Regions from separate parts of the Homo sapiens genome. Here all the other regions are linked to region 3. The links are chromatin loops, found by intact Hi-C in ENCODE. Cell type or tissue: endothelial cell of umbilical vein. All regions are shown on one strand. Links, peaks and the distances in the headings refer to the core of each region. The heading gives the core; the rest is flanking DNA.

Region 1 (8,441 bases), core at 231-8,230, 160 kb before region 3:
GCTTGAGCCCAGGAGTTTGAGACTAGCCTGAGCAACATGGTGAAACCCCATCTGTACTAAAAATACAAAGATTAGCTAGGCGTGGTGGCATGTGCCTATATTCCCAGCTACTTGGGAGGCTGAGGTGGGAGAATCACCTGAGCCTGGGAAATCGAGGCTGCAGTGAGGCATGATCATGCCACTGCACTCCAGCCTGGGTGATGGTAAAATGACAACTGAGAAAAAAAAAATGTTACCCATTTCAGGGAAAAAGGACTAATAAATCTAATAATAAAAAGAAGAAAGTGATGAAAAACCTAGTAGAAAATGGGCAAAAGATGTGAGAAGTTTACAGAAAAACATTGCAAAATATCTTTAAAATATATTAAAAGATGCATTGCTCATAATAAGATAAATGTATACTAATATTATACTGAGATGCCATTTTCAATTATCAGATTGGTGAAATTCCAAAAGTTTACAATATTTTGTTGGCGAGGCATGGGGAATACAAAATGGCAAACAGCTATGGAGGGGAACTTGATATTACTTAGCAAAACTACATATGTATTTCTGTCTTTCAATCAGTAATCCCACTTTGATGAATTTATCCTCAGGATATACTAATAAAAATATGACATGTCAGGGTAGTGGGAAAGAGTGGAGTCAACTCAAATGGCCTTCAGTAGGGTGCTGGTAGAATAAATCATGATACATACATAGTAGATCAGTAACTATGCTAAAATTACGCTCTATAACAAACCACCCCAGAAACCTTTGCAGAAGGTAGGTTTTTAAGGAATTATAGCAGAAACACACACACACAGGATAGTACATATCTTTCATTTTACACAAATAATAGACTATACACACTTCTTTGTGCCTTGCTGTTATTTCACTTAACAATATATATTAAAGATAATTTTATATCTGTGTATAAAAAGCTTCCCTATTTTTTGTTGTGGCTATATGTTATTTCATGGTATGAATACACCATTATTTATTAAACCAATCTCTTATTGAAAGATGTTTAAGTTGCTTTCAATTCTTTATTATTAAGAAGTGCTAGTCTGGGCACGGTGGCCCCTGCCTGTAATTCAGCATTTTGGGAGGCCGAGATGGGTGGATCACCTGAGGTCAAGGAGTTTGAGACCAGCCTGACCAACATGGTGAAGCCCCGTCTCTACTAAAAATACAAAAATTAGCCAGGCGTGGTGGTGTGCCCTGTAATCCCAGCTACTTGGGAGGCTGAGGCAGGAAAATCACTTGAACCCAGGAGGCGGAGGTTGCAGTGAGCCAAGATTGCGCCATTGCACTTCAGTCTGGGTGACAAGAGTGAAACTCCACCTCAAAAAAAAAAAAAAAAGAGGTGCTGCAATGCATTACTATGTATGTATATATACATACACACATATAATTTTGCACAGACATGAATATATTTTGGCTACCTCCTCAGAAATAGAAATTTTCAGCACATTCGAAGTTCCCCTTTCATCCAGCACTTCAGTGTTGACTCTGTTTCTTGTTTAGATTTCATATATAGTGATACATTCTTTGAAGAATACCTCGCAGGCTCTTGTTTTTAGAGACAGAATAAAGTTGCAGTAGAGACTGAGAGCAATATGTTTCCTTTTCTGTTTACAAAATTACCTGTGACCAACAAATGGGAAAAGCCATGGTCTTTAAAAGAAAAAATATGCAATTCCATTTCCACTATTTATTCTTGTTAGTTCACTGACTGAAACTGAAATGTGGTTTATTACAATGGATGAAAATTTGGAAAGAAACAATTAATTTGCATAATCAAGCAATCTGCATTATATTGCATAAAAGACAATAACAAAGTGAATTATGTACAAGGCTAGACTTCATGCTTTGACAAACAAAATGTAGCAGAATAGTTTCTTTAAGTGGAACTTCTGGACAAAATTTCCATATGAGATATAGGTAGCATGGATGAAATAGAGATGTTAAGACATTTTAGTTTTTTTGTTTTTTGTTTCGATCTTTCTGAAGGATGACTTACCATAGTTTGAGGGGGATGTAGGGAACTAATACATTAAAAAATAGATGTTGGCTATTATTATGATGAAAGGAAAGTGGTTTACTGTATGGAAAATATCATGAAAGTTTACGCAGATTTGGGAAAGAGAGTGATCGAGGCTCAGAGGTTGCCCTGAACAACACATGAAGAAAGGAAGGCAAGAGTAATGTGAGAACATCAACTCTAAAAACTGAAGTGTAGTCTGACGGCCATGAATTCTCATAAGTCCCTAGTCGTGTGAACTTTCCCTTATTTTCCTCAATAAATGTGTATTTGTATATATGTTTGTGTATGTTTGCTTTTTTCGTTCCCTCAGACAACTGAGAAATACTTTGTACTTCGCTATCCAGTATTTATATGTCTTACAGCACCTTTTCTCCTTGTATGTTAGTTTTTTCTTCAGTATCCTTAATTTTAAAGCTGTACTTCTCTTTTCTACTCAGTTGTCTTTCCTATCATTTAAAGCCATGAGATTGTTTGCTTTTCCTTCTCAGTGCATCCATCCCCCATACAAAGACTCTTTTATTTTCTTATTTATGGAAGTTTCTTGCCGTCACATTTTGGCATTCTTCCAGACAATAAGCAGTTATGTAGCATTGGCAAAAGTCCTGCATCTAGTTCTAAAGAGATGTAGCCCCACTGTGTATCTCAAATTTCCTCTTGACCTGACCTTTCTCTTTGCCCTGGCTTAACTTATCTGAGTTTGCTGGTGGTGCCAAGTTCCTTCTGCTTGTGAGCTGAATTAATGAAAAGGCATCAACATCAACTTCCCTTCCTGTAATACACACACACACACACACACACACACACACACACACACACCATCATCATCATCATCATTATCATCATCATCATAATCATATCGTTGGGGAAAGTTTTCATGTTGACTTTTTTGGGGGAGACGGTTATGAAGGTAGCATGAGGAAGGTGAGGGTAATAATAGAAATTCAGTAGATCTTGCAGGACAAATTGCCTGATTCAAATGGTGAGCTACTCTCATTATATTCAGAGTAGGCGACATAATGTATTCACTTCTTTCCTTTTCATGGGCAAGTTGTACTTGTGTAAACAGAGGGAGAATAGTACACATCTGTTCTGTTTCCAGTCCTATGATTCAGACTATTTTAAGTTGCCAAGAACCAGGAAAGTCTGGAGCCATTGTTTGCTGACATAGTCAATGGAGTTCAGTCGGGAAATAGGAGCAGCCAAATGTTCCCCAAAACGGAGGTGGTGTGGCTTCCACCAGCCCACCAATGTCAGCCAGCCTTACTTAAAACTTACTCAACTGCACAAAATTGCAGATGAAGTGAATAACCTAAGCTCATTTCTCTCATCATTACAATCTCCAAAACACTAAGTTTCTTTTAGCAACTCAGCACTGTATTAATTTCCTGCCAGGCAGAATACTTCTCTAGCCTTCTGTGGAGGTCTTTTTTTATTAGTCACCCATGGATTCCTTTTCCCATAGTGCTGCCTGGAATATTACCAACCTATGGTGAATTTAATTTTAACCATCATGTTACATTCTTTGCTTCCTCCTTTCCTTCCTTTTATTCAATACGTATTGAAGGTCTATTTGCTAAACACCATGGGAGGTACCAAGGATACAGTAGTGAAAATACAACACCAGGACGCTAGAGTCTAGGAGAGAAGAAATACTTTTAAAATGAGTGAATTATTACCATAATATGTCCTACAGAGGGGAAGTACAATATAATATAAGTATGTATACCAGGATGAACTAACCCACCTGTGGAAGTGACATTTAAAAGGAGACTTGGAGAGTGAGTAGAAATTACTGAGACAAAGGGTTTGAACGTAAGGGCAGAGCTCACGGGATCTTTGTCAGGCAGAGGGAATGGAATGTGCAAAGGTCCTAAGACCTAAAGGAACTAGGTGAATTTAAGAAATCTCCCAAAGGTGAATGAGGCCTGGACTCAGAGTGCATGGAGTGTCTGAGATGTTATGTTGAGGCCAGATGAACCAGAACCAGGACCTTGTAGTCAGGTTAACAGTTTAAAGTTTATCCTATTATAATAGGGTGAGTTTTAGGGTTTATCATGTTGCAGTAGGTTGCCTGTGAGATGAAATTAAAGAAAACAGACACAAGGCACACAGAGTTATTTATTTATTTATTTATTACAGGGTCTCACTCTGTCACCCAGACTGGGGTGCAGAGGCACAATCATGCTCACTGTAGCTTCGACCTCCTGGGCTCAAGTGATCCTCCTGCCTCAGCCCACTGAGTAGCTGGGACAATGGCTACTCTTGGGCTCAAGCCATCCTCCCACTGCGGCCTCCCAAAGTGCTGGGATTATAGGCGTGAGCCACTGTACCTGGCACAGACATTTAAAAGAGATAAACTGTTATTCTAATCTTGTCAGCAATTTTATTTGTAAAGTGAAACCATTACTTTATCTTCTTTGTTTCGGGAAGGTCTGTTTTTGTGTCTCAACAAGACAAATTGGAACCCACTCATCTAGGGTAAGTGTAACGGGAAACAATTTTGGTGGAGAATCACCTCATTCTTGCTCTCTGTAGAGGGCTATGCGGTGTCTCCTCAATAGCCACAGACCTGTGAAACTTAAAGACTAGAGAATGAGTTATCCCACTTTTGTAGGAGCTATGGGATCTTCTGGGAGGTAAAGAATTATAATCCCCCAAGGAGTTCAAAATTATTATTCTTTTTCTGATAGATGAGGGTAGATGAGGCCATCTCGTAGGAAAAAATGAAGTGCTTTCTTCCCCCTTCCTCTCCAAAGAGGCTATCAGTGATGTACAGTTAGGGTCTGGTTGTGAGAAAATGGAAGGCATTGTATGCATTCTGCATGTGGAGGGTTTCGATACAGGAAAACAGAGGCTTCATAACTGCTGGAAGAACTTCAGGAACAAAGGGCAAGAAAGCTGCACTGATGGATGTTTTCCTGCAGCTTTCCTTTTCTTCTGCCTTCTAGATCTCACGCAAATGCTTCTCATTAGCTGACCTGGAACCACAGAAGGAACTGGAGTCTGGAAATGTATTTCCTGGTTACTCTTATGTAATGCATGGGAGACCTCTGAAAAGGATGGCAGTGATGTCAAATTGACAATAGGACAATTCAGCACAGGTGATGACCCTGGTTTAACAGCAAAGCCTTGGCTGTTGTGAGGGGAAGAGGGTTCCCAGCGTAACAGACTGCTGTTCTGACAGTGTGGATATATCTTGAGGCATCTTGGCATTTGTCAGGTTGCTCCAGAAAAATGGAACGAATTAGATATGTAGATGCAGATATATTTATATACACACATGCAGATTTACTTAAGGAACTGGCTCATGTGATTATAGAGGGTTGGCAAGTCCAAAATCGGCAGGCGGAGTTGGCAGGCTGGAGACCCAGGGAAAAGCTGATGTTGCAGTTCAAGTCCGAGAGCTGTGTGCTGGCAGAATTCCCTCTTGCTAAAGGAGGTCAGTCTTTTGTTTTATTCAAGCCTTCAACAGATAGATGAGGCCCACTCACATTATGGAGGGCAATCTGCTTTACTCAAAGTCCACTGATTTAAATGCTAATCTCATCCAAAAACACCCTTACAGAAACATCCACGATAAAGTTTGACCAAATATTTGGGCACTGTGGCCTAGCCAATTTGCTTCATGTAATTAACCATCATACTTCTCCTTCCTTATTCATACCACTGCTAGATGGTGTTTTGAATTAAATTTTATATCAATATGCCTCAAGTGAAAAATTCATGGTCTTTTTATGTGTATATGGTTTAGTTCTGCCCTTTAAACCAAAGAATGTGATGATAATTATTTCTTTCCTTTCTCTTAGATTTTACGAGTAGAGACATCTCTTTAGGCCATATTTTCTTAATATTTCATCATTAATTTATTCATTTGTTCAGTCTTTCAACAAGTATTTATTGATGATTTAGGCACTGAGGATAACACAGTGATATGAATAAAAGATCAGGCCCAGGAAAAAGACCTTAAGCTAGAGAGCAACACAAGCGTTTTGCTGTAATTGTGAAAACAAATAAGGAAAATGCCAAGTGCAAAAGACATTAGATTTACAAGCCTTTAAGAGATGAGCCAAAATTTTAAAGAGGGATATTTTATGAGCAAATTCAATAAATGAAAATTTACAAGTTTTACAAATCACGATATCTGCAGGTATGTTCCTGAATAAAATTGAAGATGAGTTAGGACAGTTGTTTATTGAAACACTTTTTAATGTCAACTAATATGGTTTGTTTTGGAATCAAATGCCTTAGTAAAGAATACACACACCCTAACATATATTTAATGATTCTTTCACTGGGGCTCCAATTTCCTTTCTGATCTCAACACTATTGTCTTGCCAGCTGCTATACTTTTCAAGAAAGTAACTGGCATGGTTGATAGAGGATTACTACGTTGAGAGGTAGCTGAGATGGCAGTTACTAGCTTTATGACAGTGCACATTTCACAACATCATCACCAATGCTATGGGTGTTAATAAAATCAAACAAAACTGTGGTAGGTTGAATTCCAAGATGACTTCCAATGACCCTCACCTTCATCTAATCCTCTCCACGTTGAGTGTGGATGCAACTTGTGAATATAATGAGACATCCACTGCTGTGTTTATATTACATTCCATATAAAAACCTCCGGAAGGGAGGTTATATTGAGTGGGCCTGACCTAATCAGTTAAGCTCTGCAATAAAAGCCTTCTTTGGAGGATGCCAGAAGGGAAATCAGAGTTTTGAAGTAGCAGAGACATATCCTGGCTGGCCCTAAGGAGCATATCAGGAACATACCGTGTTAAGGGCTACTTGGCAGGGAACAGAAGGAGGTCTGTAAGAACTGGTTGACAACCACCAAGGAAACAGGGACCCAGTCACAAAACCTCCAGGAACTAAATTCTGCCAAGAATTAGAATGAGCTTGGAAGTAGATTGTTTTTCTCAGAGCCTCCAGATGAAAACTCAGCTCAACTGATACTTTGATTTCTGCCTGTGATACCCCGAGCAGAGAATCCAGCCACATGGTGCCAGACTTGTGACCAACAGAACTGTGGGCTAACAAATGGTGTTGTTTTAAGCTGCTAAGTTAGTGGGATTTGTTGTGCAGCAAAAGAAAACTAAGAGATAAACAAAAGCAAAACAACTTTTATCCTACTTCTCTTTCTTTGGGATGTGAAATTGTGCTGAGACTGGTCCTGGGGTACCCTCATCTTATTCAGCTTACACAGGGTAAAGGAAGGGCTCTGAGCTCAATGGCAAGGCCACATGGCTGACAGCAGAATCCCATGGTGCAAAGGCAATTTCTTTAGGAGAGGCCCACTGCAACCCTTGCAAAATCTAGGAACAGCCAAGAAGGGTATTTTCTCCATAATCTTTCTGAATGTGGTTGAGTATATTTGGGTTCCCTACTTTTTGTCATTTATATTTCTATGAACATGAGGTTTAGAATATTCAGCTAACTTATTAGTCAATCCAAGACTTGATATTATAGTACTTCCTGTTTGTCTGCTGTTTCACTTTGTGCAGATTCATTCATTACCCATGGTAATTCCAGAAATGGAAATTTCCAGAAATGGAAAATAAATGGAAAATTCCAGAAATGATCAATTCATAAGTTTTAAAATTGTGTGCCATTCTGGGTGGTGTGATGAAATTTCTTGCCATCATGTTCTGTTCCTTCCAGGGTAAGACTCCTGTCTTTATCCAGCACATTCATGCTGTAGACACCACCTGCCTGTGAGTCACTTAGTAGCAGTCTCAGTTATCAGATCGAAAAAGCATAGTATATTTAGGATTTTGTACTATCCTTGGTTTCAGAATCCACTGCAGGGAGTAGAATGTATCCCCTGCCGATAAGGGGAGACTATATACATCATGTTTTGACCCAAAGCAAATTCAAGTATGTGACTCAAATAATCACTTTGTAATGTTCAGTTCACAGTTGCTGAGTACTAATTCCATTTTCTTTTTCTTTTTTTTTTTTTTTTTTTGAGACAGGGTCTCACTTTGTTGCCTAGGCTGGATTGCTCAAGTGATCCTCCCACCTCAGCCTCTCAAGTAGCTGGGACTACAAGCGTATGCTAATTTTTGATTTCTTTTGTAGAGATGGGAGCTCACTGTCTTACCCAGGCTGGTCTTAAACTCCTGAGCTCAAGCAATTCTCCCACCTGGACCTCCCAGTGATGGGATTACAGATATGAGCCACTGTGCCTGGCTAATCCTATTTTTATTTTTATTTTTTGTGAAATATTTTGCTTTTTAATTGGTGGTACATAATTTTCAAAATCTTTTAATAAGTATACTATCGTAGTTTGAATAACCAGAATTATATTTATTTCAAGAAAGCTAGATCAAATAAAGAATCCAAATGTGTAAAGACTTCTTGAGAAAAATATAAAATGCAAATTTAGATTTGTACCTTATTCATTAAT
Region 2 (8,441 bases), core at 231-8,230, 50 kb after region 3:
ATCATGTCAATAAAGAGAAGAACTACTTATAGTATAGTAGTTTGGGGCCATTAAGTGAAAGAGTAAGCATATTTATATAACTAAACATTTGATGCATCTCCTTTTAGAACAGAACAATAATTTTTAATTAGGAGGGCTAATTATTAGGACATTGCTGTGAATTAGCTACAGTTTTTAGGGCCGAAAGATTGTTGTTATTTACCTCCGGTCACCATCCCTTCCTCCATAGAGAAACTGCACACTGGACAAGCTGGGACTTTTTTATGGCCTAGCCATAGCAGATTCTTTCATGCGTTCATGGATTTGCTCATTCTGAATTCTTTGTTAGGAAGCTGGTCTCTTTATTTGGTGAATTCCTGTGCATCTTGTAGAGACCAGCACAAACGTAATTTCCTCTGAGATTGCTGCATCCTTACTCTCCTCTGGTGGAATGTATACATAATATTGAAACAAAAGTACACACACACACACGTATATTGTGTTGAATCAATGAAATTGCCTTTTATATCGGTCTTTATAAATTCAAGTGTTGGCAGTTTCATATAGTTCTTTGTCTTTTGGCCATTATGATTCTGGAAAATAAGTGCAAACACTTCATGAATAAATTCATAAAATAAATCTATTTTTCTAATTTTTATGTGATATATTTCATTAATACCTACACCGTATGGAATTTTCAGAATCAAAACAGAAACGTGATTATCACTGTTGAATCAAAACAGAAATGTGATTGTCACTGGTAGACACTTTCTCAGATGACATAGGCCCTAGCTTGAAAACCCACCACTTGGAAGGGAAATATTGTTATAGATAAAAAGATCTAAGAAATCATATATTTAAATAAGACAATGAAAAAGAGAGAAGAGAAAAATGCATAAATATGTATGTTTATACAAATGTTATTAATTTATAACAAGATTATTATAAATTAATAATTCCATTACACCATTTACCCCAATGCTTATTATTTAGGTTTGATTATTTAAGTTTCTGTTTCTCATACTGTGTTATTAATTCCTTAAGGCAAAGTGCTATATCCTATTCATTTTTGCAGGATCTTTCAATTAAAATGGTGAATTTCCAAAGTAGGAAAACGGTGTTGAGACATTGTATTGGTTATGGTATTTAAATGGATATAACCTATTGGGGCAATATTTACTAAGAGATGTAAACATTTTCTTTACATCTAATCAAATAATCACACTTCTTGGATGTTAATCTAATAAAGTCATCTGAAATATGGAGAAAATGCAAATGCTTGAATGTGTTTATGGCGCTGTTCCTTAAAGCAGTGAAATACTAGAAGCAATATAAAGGGTTAATATTAGGACAATATTTAAATAAATAACAATTTATCTATTTAATAATATGCTCTATAATGACAAAAATGATAGCTATGAATATGGTGAATTAGCAGTGGAAAAATGCTAAGTAAAGAAAAAAATCAGGTATGAAATATTACGATGTTTTAAAATGACACATATGCATATTTATAAAAGCCTGAGGGACATACATAGTTTTTGTTGTGTTCTTTGAGTTTGAGGCAACTGTTTGTTATAAAGTATTATTATTATTGTGTAAAACAATTTCAAATTATTTCTATAATTTAAAAATATGTAATGACAAAACGCCTAAAATTTGGGGCCCAAATCAGGTGAATTTGTAACTAATGTAAATAAAATATTGTTCATTGCATTTCCATTATTATTCTTTACATGCTGTTTATGAATATATAATAGGAAGTTGTCAACATGTTAATCCTCATGAATTTCTATATGGAATAATCTTGTTTCCAATGATGTTTAATGCATAAATATTTACTTAAAAAGACTTTTTAGTTCCTTTGTTTGAAAGTTCTTACACTATAAAACAATTTGCTTTCAATTTACTTTAACCCTTTCTTTATTAAAAGTTATTTGTAATTTCTCTCTTACCATACTGAAATAAAATTCACAGGTAGTATAATATGCCTAGACACATAATTTAACTATAATTATTATAATTATCTGGGTTTAATTTTAATATGAAGAGAAGCAGAATAAAACTAATTTTAATAAAGTAATATGCATTTTAATTGAAAATAAGCATAAGTAGGCAAGAAGATATAATGAAATATAAAATATTTCTGATATTTAAAATAGCATTTAACATAAATGAGCTCACAAGCCAGCCTATTTGTGTAAGTTCAGGAAAAAGACGGAACAAAAGTATGAGTATACACTACAATAAAACTAGTGTTATAATAAGTGATATATACTTATTTGTATATGATGAAGTAATGAGGGAAATGACCTTAGCTAATGTATTGATATTGTGCCAAGACTAATTACAAACTATAGACTAGAGTAAATGAGGAAGTGTGATACAAGCTGAAAATAATCTGGGCCTTAGGTGTAGTGTCAAAAGTATTCTTTATATTATGACATAGAAAAGAGTAGTGACTTTCTTAGATGATTTCTCCTAATGTGAACTCCCATTCAGGCAGCATACATTTTAGTAACTGGTACTTAAAAGATCATGGTGGACATATCCTTTGATAGGCAATTATAAATAGATGATGGATTGGAAAAGTAAGCATCGATACATAACAGGTTATTAGAAATGATGATAGACCTTTTGTATAGTAACAGATATGAAAACAATAGGCAACCCAACAACATTTCTAATGGTCAATTTTGTAAACAAATTTTAAAACAGTATAAAAATATAGGGTGGCCATAACATTATATATTTTAAAATTGCATTTGTTAATGAAATGCAGATTCCTGTATTTCCTGTGCTTTGGTAATTTTATAGTGTTGGTCTTATGTCTGTTAAAAGCAATCTCAAACCTCCACTTTATACACATATGCAATTATTTCATTATTTTTCAGTGCCTGCATCCTAGCATTGAAACAATTCCCATATAGATAATTTCAGTAGAGTGTGATTGTATGTGTATAAGTGTGCATATGTGCGTGCCTGGGCAAACACCATCAGCATTTTCAGTATAAACATTTCCTGAAATCGTTAGTTAAAATTTGCATTAGGTAATGAATAATGCTGCTTTTGATTGGAAATATAAGAAAGAGTTTTGTGAAATGCTCCATTCAACAACTAATCCTCAATAAAGGCTTCCAATTTGATTTTGATGGATAATGTGAAGAAAGACCCAAAATGTGGAAATAAGGAAAATGCTTTTTGCAAAACTTTATTACAATCCACAAAAAGTGAGGAAAATAGGGTTTTGCATATTAATGCATAACTTCCCAAATTCTAAGGAAAATAATTCTAGTTATTGTATCCGAGTCTCCTTTTAGGAAGATGCAGTTTATAATTTTGCAGATAATATACTACATGACAAGGTTTAGGAAAACCTAATTTTTCGAAGCTGAGATATAGCATTGCTAGATAAGTCCTTATGTTCCTAGAACAAGTGGCCTAGGCAGGGCTCATTGCAAAAAGATATTATTTGTATACACAGTCATCTTTTTGGTATCCTGAGGAATAGGTTCCAGGACTTCTACAGATATCAAACTCCCCAGATGATCAAGTCCCTTATATAAAATGGCATAGTATTTGCATGCTGTGTAACCTACACAATCCTCCCCTGTAGTTTAAATCATCTCAAAATTACTTATGATACCTAGTACCACGTAAATACTAGGTAAGTAGTAGTTATACTGTATTGTTTTTAAACTTGTATTTTTAAAATTTTTGTTTTTTTTATTATTTTTTTCAAAATACTTTTAATCTGTTGGTTGAATCTGCAGCTGTGGAACCAGTAGATACATGAGGTTACTGTATTTTTGCATATGATATAAGATAATAAACATGTGTCATATAATTATTGCTATTATTATTATTGTTGGGAAAAATAGAATTATGAATGACAATTAGCCCAAGTCTCTAAGCCTTCAATAGGGGTGAGATGTGGGGAGAAACTACAATGTGAACCAAAGCACTGGGTAGGGCTCAAAGGATAGAAAAAGTACTTAACTGAGAGGGATTTCTGGATCCATCATTTATTTATAAAGCAATTCTTATGTTCTTTCTTTAGCTAAAAAATTTTCCAATCTTCATACATATTTCTACATGTATTATACAAATTATGGTATAATTATTGTATTGTTTGTAGGTAATATGAGGTATAGACTAAAAATAAGTAGTTAAAGCCTACTATTCTGTGCCAAAGCAGGACAAAAAGTAATTTTCAGTGAAGGGTGGGTAGGGGATTTTAACGTAGTTCATATATCAGCAACTTTCTCTGCAGTGCATAATTTCCTATAGGTCTGGACAAATTATGTAAGTTTATAAAACCCTAGGACTAGGGAAGTTGGTGGTGGGGAGGTGGCTGGCTGCAGTTCAAACAGCATTGAATGTTAGTCTTGCCAAATTTCCATAGCTTGTAGCTAAGGAAGGTACAGAATACAATCTGATTGATACAAATTCCTGTTTCCTTCCATATAGCAAACACATACTTTCCACAGCAGCATAGTAACATGATTCATAATTCCTTCAGGTATTAAGTGGAAAAACATCTGTTCACTTGATTACATTTATAGATATACACAGATATTATAATGGCTAATTTGGAATAGGTCATTTACTTGTCAGTTATAGGTAATGTTAATATACATAAATTCTGTATATGTGAAGAGTTGCGATCTCAAAAAGATCTAGAGGCAAAATCGACTCTAATTTTTTTCTTTACATGTGTTGTACATGTGAGCAACTCAGCTCTGATTCAACGGCTTTTTCCTCTGCTTGTAAACGAGCTAATATGATAGGTTATAAATAGGGGATGCCAAACTTGCATTTTAAGTTTTTACTGAGCCAGGAGAGAACCATTAATATTATTAAATGATTGGCCAGTATCCTCAAGGAACTTTGAATTTTTAAATACGAAGGAAGGCTTGAGGGAGGAAGATTAACTAACATTTGTTAAACCTATGGATTTATTCAATTTACGGTTAGCTCTTAGCAAAATTGTAAGAGAAATTTGCCTCTAGGGAGATAATCTATTGGCTTTCTTCTCCCTTTATGATCTCCTTTCTCTGCCTCCACCCATTTCAACATATCAACTCCTTATTTCCTGGGTAGCTTCCATCACCAATCTCTGCACTAACAATCTACTCTCTTAGCAATAATCAAATCTGTAATATATTAATATTAACTATAGTCACCATGTTGTACAAAAGATCTCTTACATTTCTTCCTCCTGTCTAAAATTTTGTGCCCTTTGACCAACATCTCCCCAACTGCCTCTCCCCAGCCTCTGGTAACCATCCTTCTCCTCTGTTTATATAAGTTTGATTTTTTTAGAGTCCACACATAAGTGAGTAGATTTTAAGTATTCTAAATGCAAATAGATAAGTATATGAGGCAATGATTATGTTAATTAGCTTGATTTAGCCATTCCACAATGTATACATGTTTTAAAACATCATACCCCATAAAATATGCATACTCTTTATTTGTCAACTAAAAAATAAGTCTGCCCTCAGTCACACATTAAGATATGACACACTCATATCATTCTAAACATATTTCTTGGTATAATAACCCCACATTAAAAAGATTGGCCAAAATTGTAAAGCTCTTTTGAGGACTTTTAATAGGAGGTATGGACTAAAAATAAGTAGGTAAAGCCTACAATTCTGAAAGAATGTTCAGGGAACCTGAGTCTTAAGTAACTTTTTAAAAGAAGGTTCTATGGTCAAATGTTTAGTAAAGGTTATTTATCCCTATATTGGGATTTCAGTATTCACTTTAGGACAGTTAAGACTCAGTTTTTGAAAAAAAAATTCTTTAATTCTGTTTGACGTGGCATTTGGCAATTGTATTTGACTACGAAAAGCAATTACGGTTGGCCCCCTGTATCTATGAGTTATGCATTGATAGATTCAATTAACCACAGATCAAAAAATATTGGATAAAAAGATGTGCCTGGGCTGGGTGCAGTGGCTCATGCCTGTAATCCCAGCACTTTGGGAAGCCGAGACAGGTGGATCACTTGAGGTCAGGAGTTGGAAACCAGCCTGGCCAACAGGATGAAACCCCATCTCTACTAAAAATATGAAAATTAGCCGGGCATGGTGGTGGGTGCCTGTACTCCCAGCTACTTGGGAGGCTGAGGCAGGAGAATCGTTTGAACCCCTGGAAGGTGGAGGTTGCACTGAGCCGAGATTGTGCCATTGCACTCCAGCCTGGGCAACAGAGTGAGACTCCATCTCAAAAAAAGAAAAAAAAGTTGTGTCTATACTAAACATGTACAGACTTTTTTCTTGTCATTATTCCCTAAACAATGCAGTATAACAACTATTTACACAGCATTGACATTGTATTAGGTATTGTAAGTAATCAAGCAATGATTCAATGTATAGGGGAGGGTGTTCATGGGTTATATGCAAATAACCACTTTATATCAGGGACTTGAGCACCCTTACATTTTGGTATCCATGGAGATCCTGGTAGCAACTGTCCAAAGATATCAAGGAATGATTATTGATGGCAGCAGTAGCTCATCTGGAGCAGCCGCTGCCATGACGCCAGCTGCAATGGGGGAGTTGCAGCTGGGGTTGCATGCTCCATGGAGCCTGGCAGTAGCCAGGAACAGGCAGAAGCCCTGCCCCCTTCCAACTTGGAGGGGCAGGAGCTCCACCTTCTTGGGTGGCAGCCACCCAGCCATGGCTGTAGATCCGGGCATCTCAGCACTCTTGGGGGCTCAGGAAGCCCCTCTTCCCCTGCAGGCTTGGAAGTGCCTGCTCCCGCTGCCTAGCCTTTCCCTGCTCCCAGCACCTGCTTCGATTTTGGAGCAAAGTTGTGGCCAAGCCTAGGCACTGTCACCAACCAGCTGAGTGTGCACACACCTGGGGCAGTGCTGACATGCCAGGCCCCTGCTGCCTCAATCCTCTCCAAACTTTGGGCACTGACGAGCATGGGAGGGAGGCCAAGGGAGACTAAGGGCAGCTTGGTGCAGGCCTGCAGCCACCCCTCAGCACAAACAGCCTGGGTGTCATGAGCACCATGGATGGCAGGTTAATGGCAGCAGGAGGCAGACAGGCTTCTGGGTGGAAAGGGATGGGTCCCAGTGAAACCCCACCTTCAGGCCATGGACGGCCTGAGGGCTGGGCACTGGGCTGTCAATTCTGTGGATCAGAGTGAGAACTTATAGTGCTTTTCTGGGCCCACCCATGGCCACCCATGGACCAATCAGCACACACTTGCTCCCCTCTAAAGCCCTTAAACCCCTAGACTCAGCCAGACTCTGAGAGACAAAAAGACAACCTGCCTGCAGAGAGAAGCTAACCACTGTGTGTTTCCTGTCTGCTGAGAGCTGAACAGACAATGGATGCCCTGCCTGCAGAGAGAAGCTATCCACTGAAGGTCTCCTCTGAGCTGTTGTTGCTCAATAAAGTACCTCTTCACCTTGCTCACCCTCTACTTGTTGGCATACCTTATTCTTTCTGGACACGGGACAAGAACTGGGGACCTGTCAAATGGTAGGGCTGAAAGAGCTGTACCCAGGGTTTTTATGGCCTGCAGAGGGGAGGAAGTATGTGCTGATTGGTCCATGGGCAGCCATGGGCAGGCCTGGAAAAAAGGCTGAAACATGCCCCTTGTTCACCATGTTGCAGGTGATGACCTAGGAGCTCCCTGAGCCAGGGCTGTGATACCCTCTTTGGGCCTCTGCGGTTCTTGCTGTCTCCAAGCTTCTGGGTGCCACCACATTCCCCACTGCCAGCCATGGAAGCTGCTTGCAGTATGCCTGGTGTAGCCACAGCCTCAAAGGGAGCTGGCACCCATGCTGGCACCTGGAGCTGCCCTCCCCACCACAGCTAGTGTCCCTGCCTGTGTGCAGTGGCTTGACCTCATGCTGGCTTGCTCACACAACCCTTGCCAGTCTGCACCTGGCTCGACCTTTGCAGGTGTGAGATCCAGGCCACTAGCGAGAGCTGAGCACAGCCTGCCAGGCTGAGTGGCGGAATGAGCCCAGGGGGTCCAAGCAAAACTCGGGCAAAGGAGCCATCGGCCACAGAGCTTTCCAGGGAAAAGCAACACCCTGAGGATCCTGTGACAGTATTATTTGTTTCTATATCACCTATTAATATTTATCAGAGTAAGTGTTTCATGAAAAGCTTTACTGAAAATGCTGCTTTAGGGGGCTTGTCCATTGCCTCTGAACTTACACCACACTAGTGGTTTGGCATTATGACATTCTTGGGACAGAGGACTGTGCCCAATGGTCTTTTCCACAAAGTACAGAGGAAATAAACTAAAATTATTTACTGATAAGATTTCTGTGACACTGATCATACTTTATATTTCACATTATCTCGAGAAGATCTAAGGACTTTAGAATGAAAGATGGTTTTTAATCTTTTTGGATTAATTTAAGATGTGAGATGTTGTATTGTCTTATTACATGAGGCCCAATAAATATACATGAAATTTCCAAA
Region 3 (8,441 bases), core at 317-8,316:
TTGTTAATTATTTCTAGTTTCTTTGCACAGCCTTTGATTTTTTCTTCCTATCTTATTGTTTACCTCTGTAGTTTGGTGGTTTTCTGTGGTGCTAAACTTTGTTTTCTTTCTCCTTCTTATTTGTGTATCTGCTGCAATTTCTTTCTTTGTGGTTACCATGGGGCTAGGATTAAAAGTGCTATAGTTATAATAGACTATTTTAAACTGATAGCAACTTAATTTTGATTGCATAAAAATACTCTAGACTTTTCCCCTCCACTCATAATTCATATTTTGTGGCTGTAATTTGCTTCTTTATCTATTATGTCTTCCTTAGCCACTAATTGTAGCTGTTGTTATTTTTGACTATTTTGATTTTAAACCCTTCATGCCAGAAAATTAAGTAATGCTCTGATTGCTGTGCCACAAATGGATGTTTCCCTAACCATAGACTTTTCTGACACCTCAAGTACCTAACTTTATTAATCTAGACTTGATGCATTTCTGCAATTGGACTCTGACACTGCAGGAGCAAAATGTCCTCCTAAATGCAAACTCCTCCTGTCAAAACTGGAACATCTGTAGGATAGGGTGCAGGATCCACCACTGGGGCTATTTAGGTTATAATGATAGTGGCCTTCTCCTCCTATACATGCACTCTTGATATTACTCAGAGAAGTTGCCAGATGGTATTACTGATGTTTTGCTCATGTGTATATTCTGGGTGGTCATTCCTGCTATTGGGGCTATCCAATTAGAAAAGGTTATGCACAACTTGTATTTGGTTTCTCTGATTTTCTCTATTATTTTCTATTTTCTATTTAATTTATTTCTGTTGTTATTTAATTATTTTCTTCCTAGGCTTAGTTTGCCCTTTTGTTTCTATGTTCTTAAGGTGAAAAGTTGGGTTATTTATCTTTTTTTTAATAATTAGATTTTTACTTTTCAAATAGCATAATATTCTTAAAGCTGTAATTTGTCTGTAATCAATGCTTTAGATGCATTCTATAGGTTTGGTATGTTTTATTTTCATTTATCTTAAAAAGTATTTTCTAATTTCAGACCAGATTTTTTATTTGCTCTTTGTGATTCATTTCCTGGCAATTTCTTCTTTAACTCCTTGTTTATTTAGCAGTGTATTGTTTAATTTTTACATATTTGTGAATTTTCCAAAGTTATATTATTGATTTATAATTTAATTCTATTGTGGTTGGAAAACATACTTTGTGTAATTTAAATTATTTAAAATTAATCCTTTTAAATTATTTTAAATTTATTAAAGGTGTTCTATAGCCTAAAATAAGGCATATCCTGGGTAATGTTTTATGTGCACTTGAGAAAAATGTGTATTCTGGTGTTTTTGTGGAGTGTCCTGCAGATATCTGTTAGATCTAGACATACTTATTTTTACGGAATTTTCCTAGGGGTGACAATTAACAGTTTATTTATATCAATCTAGTTCAAAAATAACACCAACTAGTTTTAATAGTATACACAACTTTGTTCCTGTATAGAGCTCCATGTCCTCCCCACTTGTGCTATTGTCATAAAATACATCTTTAAACATTACAAGTCCATTCACACCGTTTTATAAATATTGCTTTATGCAATTTTCTTTTAAATTACTCAGAAAAAGAAAATAGTTGCAAAGGAAAAAGATATCTATACTGTATTTTATGTTTACCTACATAGTTAACATTACTGATGTTTTTTATTTCTTTGTATGGATTCAAGTTTCTGTCCAGTGTCCAGGGCTCCCTAGGAGCCCCTGGGAACAATCATTTCATTTCAGCCTGCAGGGCTTCCTTATTGTTTCTTAGAGGGCTGCAAGTGCTCTCAGTGTTTTGTTTACCTGGAAATGTCTTAATTTAGTCCTTGTTTTTGAAGGGTTATTTTCCTGGATTCTTGATTAGCTGTCTTTTTCTTTCATGACTTTGAATATGCAATTCCACTGCCATCTGGCCTCCATTGTTTCTGATGAACTGTTGCCTATACATCTTATTGATGATTATTTTTAAATGTTGAATCACCTCTTTTACTGCTTTAAAAGTTCTCTGTCTGCCTTTTGACAGTTTGATTATTTTGTATCTAGGTAATCTCTTTCAGTTTATCCTACCTGTAGTTTGTTGAGCTATTTATATGTATGGGTTGATGTTTGTTATCCAAGTTGGGATGTTTTCAGTTATTGTTTCCCTCAAATATTCTTTCTGTCAGTTTTCTCTTTTCTTTTCCCTTGAGACTCTTATTATGTGTTTGTTGCTATGTTTGATAGTGTACCATTGGTCTCTGGGGGCTTTCTTCATGCTTCTTGTTCTTTTTTTTTTCTGCTACTCATGCAGGATAATCTCAATTTGCCTATATTCAAGTTCATTGATTATTTCTTCTGCCAGCTCAGATCTGCTGTTGAGCCCCTCTAGTGAATTTACAAATTAAATTATTATTCTTTTCAACTCTAGAATTTCTATTTGGCTCATTTAAAAATAATTTATATATTTTAATTTATGTTCTCTATTTGGTAAAATATCATTCTTATGCTTTCATTTAGTTCTTTAGACATGGTTTCTGTTATTTCTTTATCATAAGGAGTTAAAAATCTTTGTCTAGTAAGTCTACAACATGGACTTCCTAAGAGACTGGTTTTCCCCTGCATATGAGTTGTACTTTCCTGTCTTTTGCATGTCTCATATTTTTGTTGTTGTTGTTGTTGAAAACTGAACATTTAAGATAATATAATGAGGCAACTCTGGAACTCATATCTCCTCTCTAAGGTGTTTTATTGCTGTTTTTATATTGTAGTTGTTGCTGTTGATTTTGTTTGTTTAGTGACTTTCCTGAACTAATTTTCTAAAGTCTCTATTCTTTCTCATGTGTGACCACTGAAGTCTCTACTTCGTTAAGCTTGTGGTAAGCCAAAGCTTGGACAGAGATGTTCTTATTACCTTACCCAACTTGTCTCTCAACCTTTTTTGAGTGTCTCTGTGTAAAAATTGGGACATACCTTCACTGTCCTGGTAGTTTACAACTCTGTTTAGTTTTTATTTTGCTTGTACAGAGACTCATGGTCAACATAAGCAGGAAGTTAGGAATTTCTCAAGTCACTCCCTGCTATGTCCATAGTCCTCCTGTTTTTTTTTTTTGTGATTATCAGTAAGGTGTTTCCACAAGAGGGGACATAGGACAGACTCAAAATAACAAAGTTTAATGTACTCACAGGTCTTAGAAACAAGAGACATGACATAACTACCACAACTATGTGAAAAACTTCTTTGGCAAACTTAACAAAGTAATAGGCTCGGATGTTTTCTCTAATTCGGTGCACTCTACATATGTTCTCCTCGATCTCTGCTCCTAAAGATGAAATATTTGTAGCCACATAAAGAAATTTACCATGATTTCTCAATGCAATATGGAATCTTCTTGTGTATAATCTTTCTCTATTTATTGCTTTCTATATAACGTGTGTTTTAATAGCTTTCAGAGATAATTTGTTTTATTTTTCCAACTCAAATGAGAGACTCTAGCAATGAATATATATAAGATAAAGTGGATAAAAAAGGTGAGAAATGTCAAGGCAAAAAAATGTAGATAATTTAGACTTCTGTGGATGTCTCTCAAATAATACTCTTCAGATTATGGCTTATTCCATTTATGTTTAAGGCTAGCACTATGTAAAACCTCTGTCTCTTAACCCAAAGTATAACTTGCTCTTTCTAAATAGGAAACTAGAAATAATTTTGAAAACGAATCAATAAAAATTTCAAATTATTGCATGAGTAGAACTCAAATTAAAATCTGTCTAGTAAGCTACATTATGCAGTTGCCAATGAAAGCAGCAGGAAGTGTCAACTGTTTGGGAGGATCTGCGGTGTACTTGGACTTGCCTGGCATTGTTATTTGCTTCTAATCACTCTGGGAAGTGTTGTGGTGGAAAATAAGGCTAAGAGGAAATGTGCAGAACAGCCAAGGAAGCTCCTGGGAACAATCAAAGCAGGCTATGCCAAAAGGTTCCTGATATTCCTTCTAGACGCTCTGTACTGCTTCTCTGCGCTATCACTTCACAAAAGAGGGGCTCTGCTTTCTTCCACTTCAGATTTTATGTTGGTTTGCATCCGTAGATTATCTCCACCTGTGTTTAAAATGTCTCATGTGAAATGCCTGCAAGAGAGTGGGATCACTGGGTTATCCTGTATCTGAGCAGTGTAAAGGAAAATTTCTCTAATTTTGGTAACTATCCAAGGTTTGGGTTTGAAGAAGAACATATACAGCATGATTTAAAGGGAAACAAGGACTATTTATTGATATATTGGCCATATAGCTCTTCGTCTTTTAAATTGTTTTTTTAAAAATATGCATTGAGGATTTAAAAATCCTTTAAAACTAGTTTTAGAAGAACTGGTATAATATTAAGTAGATTATTTTAACTTACCTAATAGTATGATTCAAAGTAGCACAAGTTTTTTTTTTTTTGCTTTTCCCACAAAATCCATTTTAAAAAGCTATAATTGTCTTTATATCTATATGCTGATGTTGTGTGCAATATAGTGGAATGAAATGAGTCTGGGTCATACTTAGTTCAAAATATTATTCTACCTCTTCTTTTTTATGACTCCTTGAATAAGTTACTTAACACTCTTGCATCTCAATTTTTCTTCCTGTGATGTGGTTAAGTATTTAATTGTAAAAAAATGCAATCATTTATGAAAGTATTAGCTTAGTGCTTGACACAGTGAGCACTTGATAATAGTTACTTTGAATTGGAATATGGTCTCTATTGCTCCTCTGTCCTTACCTCCATGGATCATCCAACTGGGAGGTAGAAATCTTTTTCACATCACCTTTGTAATTGTAGAGTTGCTAAATAGCCTTATTTACTACAAATTGTTACTTTTAAGAAGCATATTTCTTCTAACCATTTGAAAAAGGAGGAAGAGTAGAATTCAGCAAATATCCAGTATATACTGTGTTCTGGGAGTAAGGAAGACAAATATTTCTTGGTATCCAACTCATGTTGTTAGCAAGTAAGTGCCTGGAGCACGGTAGGTTGTTTTGTAGTCTGTTACATGATAGGCCCTGTGCCAGGCTCTTTGCACATTGCTGGCGGTGGAGAGAAAGGTCCTATCCACAGAGTTTGTCTTTCCATGTGGAAGGAATTCCACAAGTATAAGACTCTTGGTGGCTTATCCAACTCTCTCCTTCAGTGCTCCCAAGATTACTCGTGAGTTTGGAAAGAGGAATTTTGCATATGTAGCCTAATTCTTTTTATCTCATCAGTGTCAGCCTGCAGAGAGAACATATTCATCTATGACCTTCCTTCTATTCCAGTGGAGAGATCTACAGCCTTCAGTATTGCCTGTGACTGGAGTAACTCTGTTTAATTTGAGGATCCAGTATTAGAAAGCTCGTGATTACTGAACACTGAAGCCACATTCATGAATCCATCAGTAATAAAAGCTATCTTTGTTTTCCTTCTGCCTAACCCTGCTTTAATCTCGCAAACATTTCTAAAGTTAGGAGGGAAAAGGATGTTTTCACTTATTAGCTTTAAAAAATCCTATTATACATTTAACCCACATATCTGCTGACTTGTTCGCCTCTATCTGCATAACAGCAGGATCTCAATACCTCCCAGTTATTTCCATATATTTCCAGAATGATGTCTCAAAATGTCCACACTCTAGATGTGGTTGTCCTTTGGGCCCAGACTTTTTCTTCTTATGTTTTAGCTCCCAAGTGCATAGAACTGCTACCTGAGAAGGTTCATTACTGTCATTGCACATCATGGTTTACTAATTTACTTTAAGATAAATGTCTCCCCCCAAAATACTTTGCATCAAGCTATAGCCCTTGAGTTGCCAAAATGTTGTAGGGTTTCATGGATGGCCTTTTCCCAATACTATCCCTCAATTTAAAATAAAATTAAAGGCCCAGAGAACCTCTTCTTGGGCTCAATGTCTTACAGAATCTTTCATGGAGAAGAGTTTAGTAATTTTTGACCTCATCCCACTAATTATACGGGCTGAAACATAGAACTGTAGTTCTGTTTGGAACAGACATGATAGCATCCCTACCATTTATCTCTTCTCAGAGTATAAAACTCCAGTCACAAAGTCCCTTTTCTTATTCTTTTTGCAAAACACAAGCTCCTATGTATATCACTTGCTGCAAATGGTTATCTTGGATATAGGTGTCAGAATGAGGGTTGATGGATGGTGGCCTGGTGATGAGCCCTGACTTAATCTGCCTTAGACCATAGATTGTGTACCTTTTGTTTTACTTCTTTTCAGTGTTACTCTAAACACCCTTGGGTGTTTACTACTATTATAGAAGACAGGTTGTATAGGTATCTCCATAATCTGATATATATTTATCTTCATGAATAGAGAGGCATGGTATGTGAATAATTGGACTTTATGTATTCACCATTGCTTAGCCAAGTGCATTTCCATGAAAATTATCCTGTGGAAATGACAATATTCATTTCATTAAGAGGTGGTTGGTTAGAGAGTCACAAAACATATTTTTGTTCTCCTAGTTATGTGCAGGTGTTTGGAGGCAACTCAAACCTCAGACTTTGTGGACCAAAATGAATCAGAGACCTGAAATTGACTCCTCTTTTCCACTTTGGCTGACTTCCTTTAGTTCATGAAATTAATCTCTGAGTCTGAGAACTCATTTTAAGGTCGACTATGTGTACAGATGAGGATAAGAATAAGAGATGTAGGTAGAGCAATGAAGAGGTAACACGACATAAGCATTTAGAAAGCAGTGTTTAATCCTTGACTTTCCACTAAAATGGCCATTAAAAATTAATCCTACCCCAACTCCGGCTACATACAAATAAAGTAATTTTCAAGGAAAATAAAAAACACAAGAGAAAAATCTCATCCTAAAGTGTGTTTACATTTTCCAAGAGATTTCAAAATGGCAACAATAATTCATTTTCAATTGTTTCCACATTTTGCATTGAAAATATGTTGGCTATGAAAATTACTAGAAAACAAATACAGAAATGTGTTCTTTACCATTGATATAGATGCGTCGTCATGAATCTAATATCTATTTAGCCTTCTTCCTTTCATTTTGGCGGGGGCTGAAATTTCAGCAGGGACAGTGAAAAGCCCATGGAAATAAAAATTAGAATGTCTCCAGAAAGAAAGAGGAAGTAAAAGGCAAGTACTAACTGGTAAATATCATTTGAGGTGATTTCAGATAAGGCCATAACCCAGGTTAAAAATATATCAAAACACAATTGTCATTATTATAACATAAACTAATAAATATTAATTAGATCCCTATTTTGGGCGAAGTACTGTGTTGAGCACTATGGTAGATACAAAGATGTTAAAATGGACTCAATGTGTGTAAGAGGATTACAGTCTAGAACAGGTAGTTGTATATATGCTATTGAATACAGCTATGCATGTAAGATGTAGTCTATTATAGTACAGATGTATAAGTTATTTCAAAGTAGCACATTAATAATTGACAAATAAATAGTAAAACTAGTAAGTGCTTAAGAGGAGAAGTAAGGCAGAAAGACACCACTGCCTTCTGGGGTGAGTTTAATTCTAGCATCAGCCAACATTTATTCAACCCTTACTATGGGCCAGGCAATGTTCTATGGACTTCACATGTATTAACTAATTTTATCCATATGATAACCCTACGAGGTAGAAACAATTATTATCATTCCATGTTGCATATATGTATTTGTTTTCTAGTAATTTTGATAGCCAACATATTTTCAATGTAAATGTGGAAACAATTGAAAATGAATACTTCTTCTTGCCATTTTGAAATCTCTTGGAAAATGTGAACATACTTTAGGATGAGATTTTTCTCTTGTGTTTTTTATTTTCCTTGAAAATTACTTTATTTGTATGTAGCTGGAGTTGGGGTAGGATTAATTTTTAATGGCCATTTTAGCTATATATGGAATGATATTATTATCATTCCATGTTGCAGAGAGGTTGAGTAACTTGCCTAAGAATTCTGGAGAGTCAGAATTTGCACCTCAGCTGTCATGCTTCGGATGCTGTGTTCTTAATTACGGCTCAAGACTCTGCATGAGGAATTTTGGTTGCTGGTCCTTCAAATTGTTGTGATCCAGATATGTCCAAGCAATTTGCTTCTAAAACAACTATGAATACTAAATGCATAACACAAATCATACATTATCTAAATTAATTGTTAAATGTATGTTTTTTGGAAATTAATGGCCAGCCAGGGTCATTTGGTCATTTTTGACTCTGCCCCATTTCTTTTTCCCTTTACTATTGTTAAGAGCTATTGTTGGAGAAAAATGCTTGGGAAAGCTCATGGGTTGGATGGTGAGACCTTGTGAACATTTCAACAATGAAAAACAGTCACCAAATTGTTAAGCCATAGAGAAGAAAAAAACTTTCATTTCCTAAGATGGAGGGGGAAGAAAATAAGAAGAAAGGTCGGTGGGAAGTAAGAGC

What was found. A loop is a pair of places that touch in the nucleus more often than their neighbours do. Peaks named below come from ENCODE experiments on the same cell type or tissue, not always from the same donor. Only the 100,000 strongest peaks of a DNase experiment are listed, where the experiment ranks them.
Region 1: a loop joins it to region 3, with 8 times the contacts of the local background. A loop is called at or near these places in 5 of 110 quality-filtered maps.
Region 2: a loop joins it to region 3, with 4 times the contacts of the local background. A loop is called at or near these places in 2 of 110 quality-filtered maps.

The regions. Positions count from the first base shown.
Region 1 is chr13:37,124,668-37,133,108 of GRCh38, forward strand. No RefSeq gene overlaps it. Among named protein-coding and RNA genes, the nearest start is that of CSNK1A1L, 23 kb to the left of the region's middle. In endothelial cell of umbilical vein, for the core only: no CTCF peak of the experiment used is centred there; DNase peaks (open chromatin) are centred at 2,754 and 3,244; H3K27ac peaks cover 3,256 bases.
Region 2 is chr13:37,334,541-37,342,981 of GRCh38, forward strand. No RefSeq gene overlaps it. Among named protein-coding and RNA genes, the nearest start is that of LINC01048, 150 kb to the right of the region's middle. In endothelial cell of umbilical vein, for the core only: no CTCF peak of the experiment used is centred there; a DNase peak (open chromatin) is centred at 4,381.
Region 3 is chr13:37,284,343-37,292,783 of GRCh38, forward strand. No RefSeq gene overlaps it. Among named protein-coding and RNA genes, the nearest start is that of CSNK1A1L, 180 kb to the left of the region's middle. In endothelial cell of umbilical vein, for the core only: no CTCF peak of the experiment used is centred there; a DNase peak (open chromatin) is centred at 3,919; H3K27ac peaks cover 618 bases.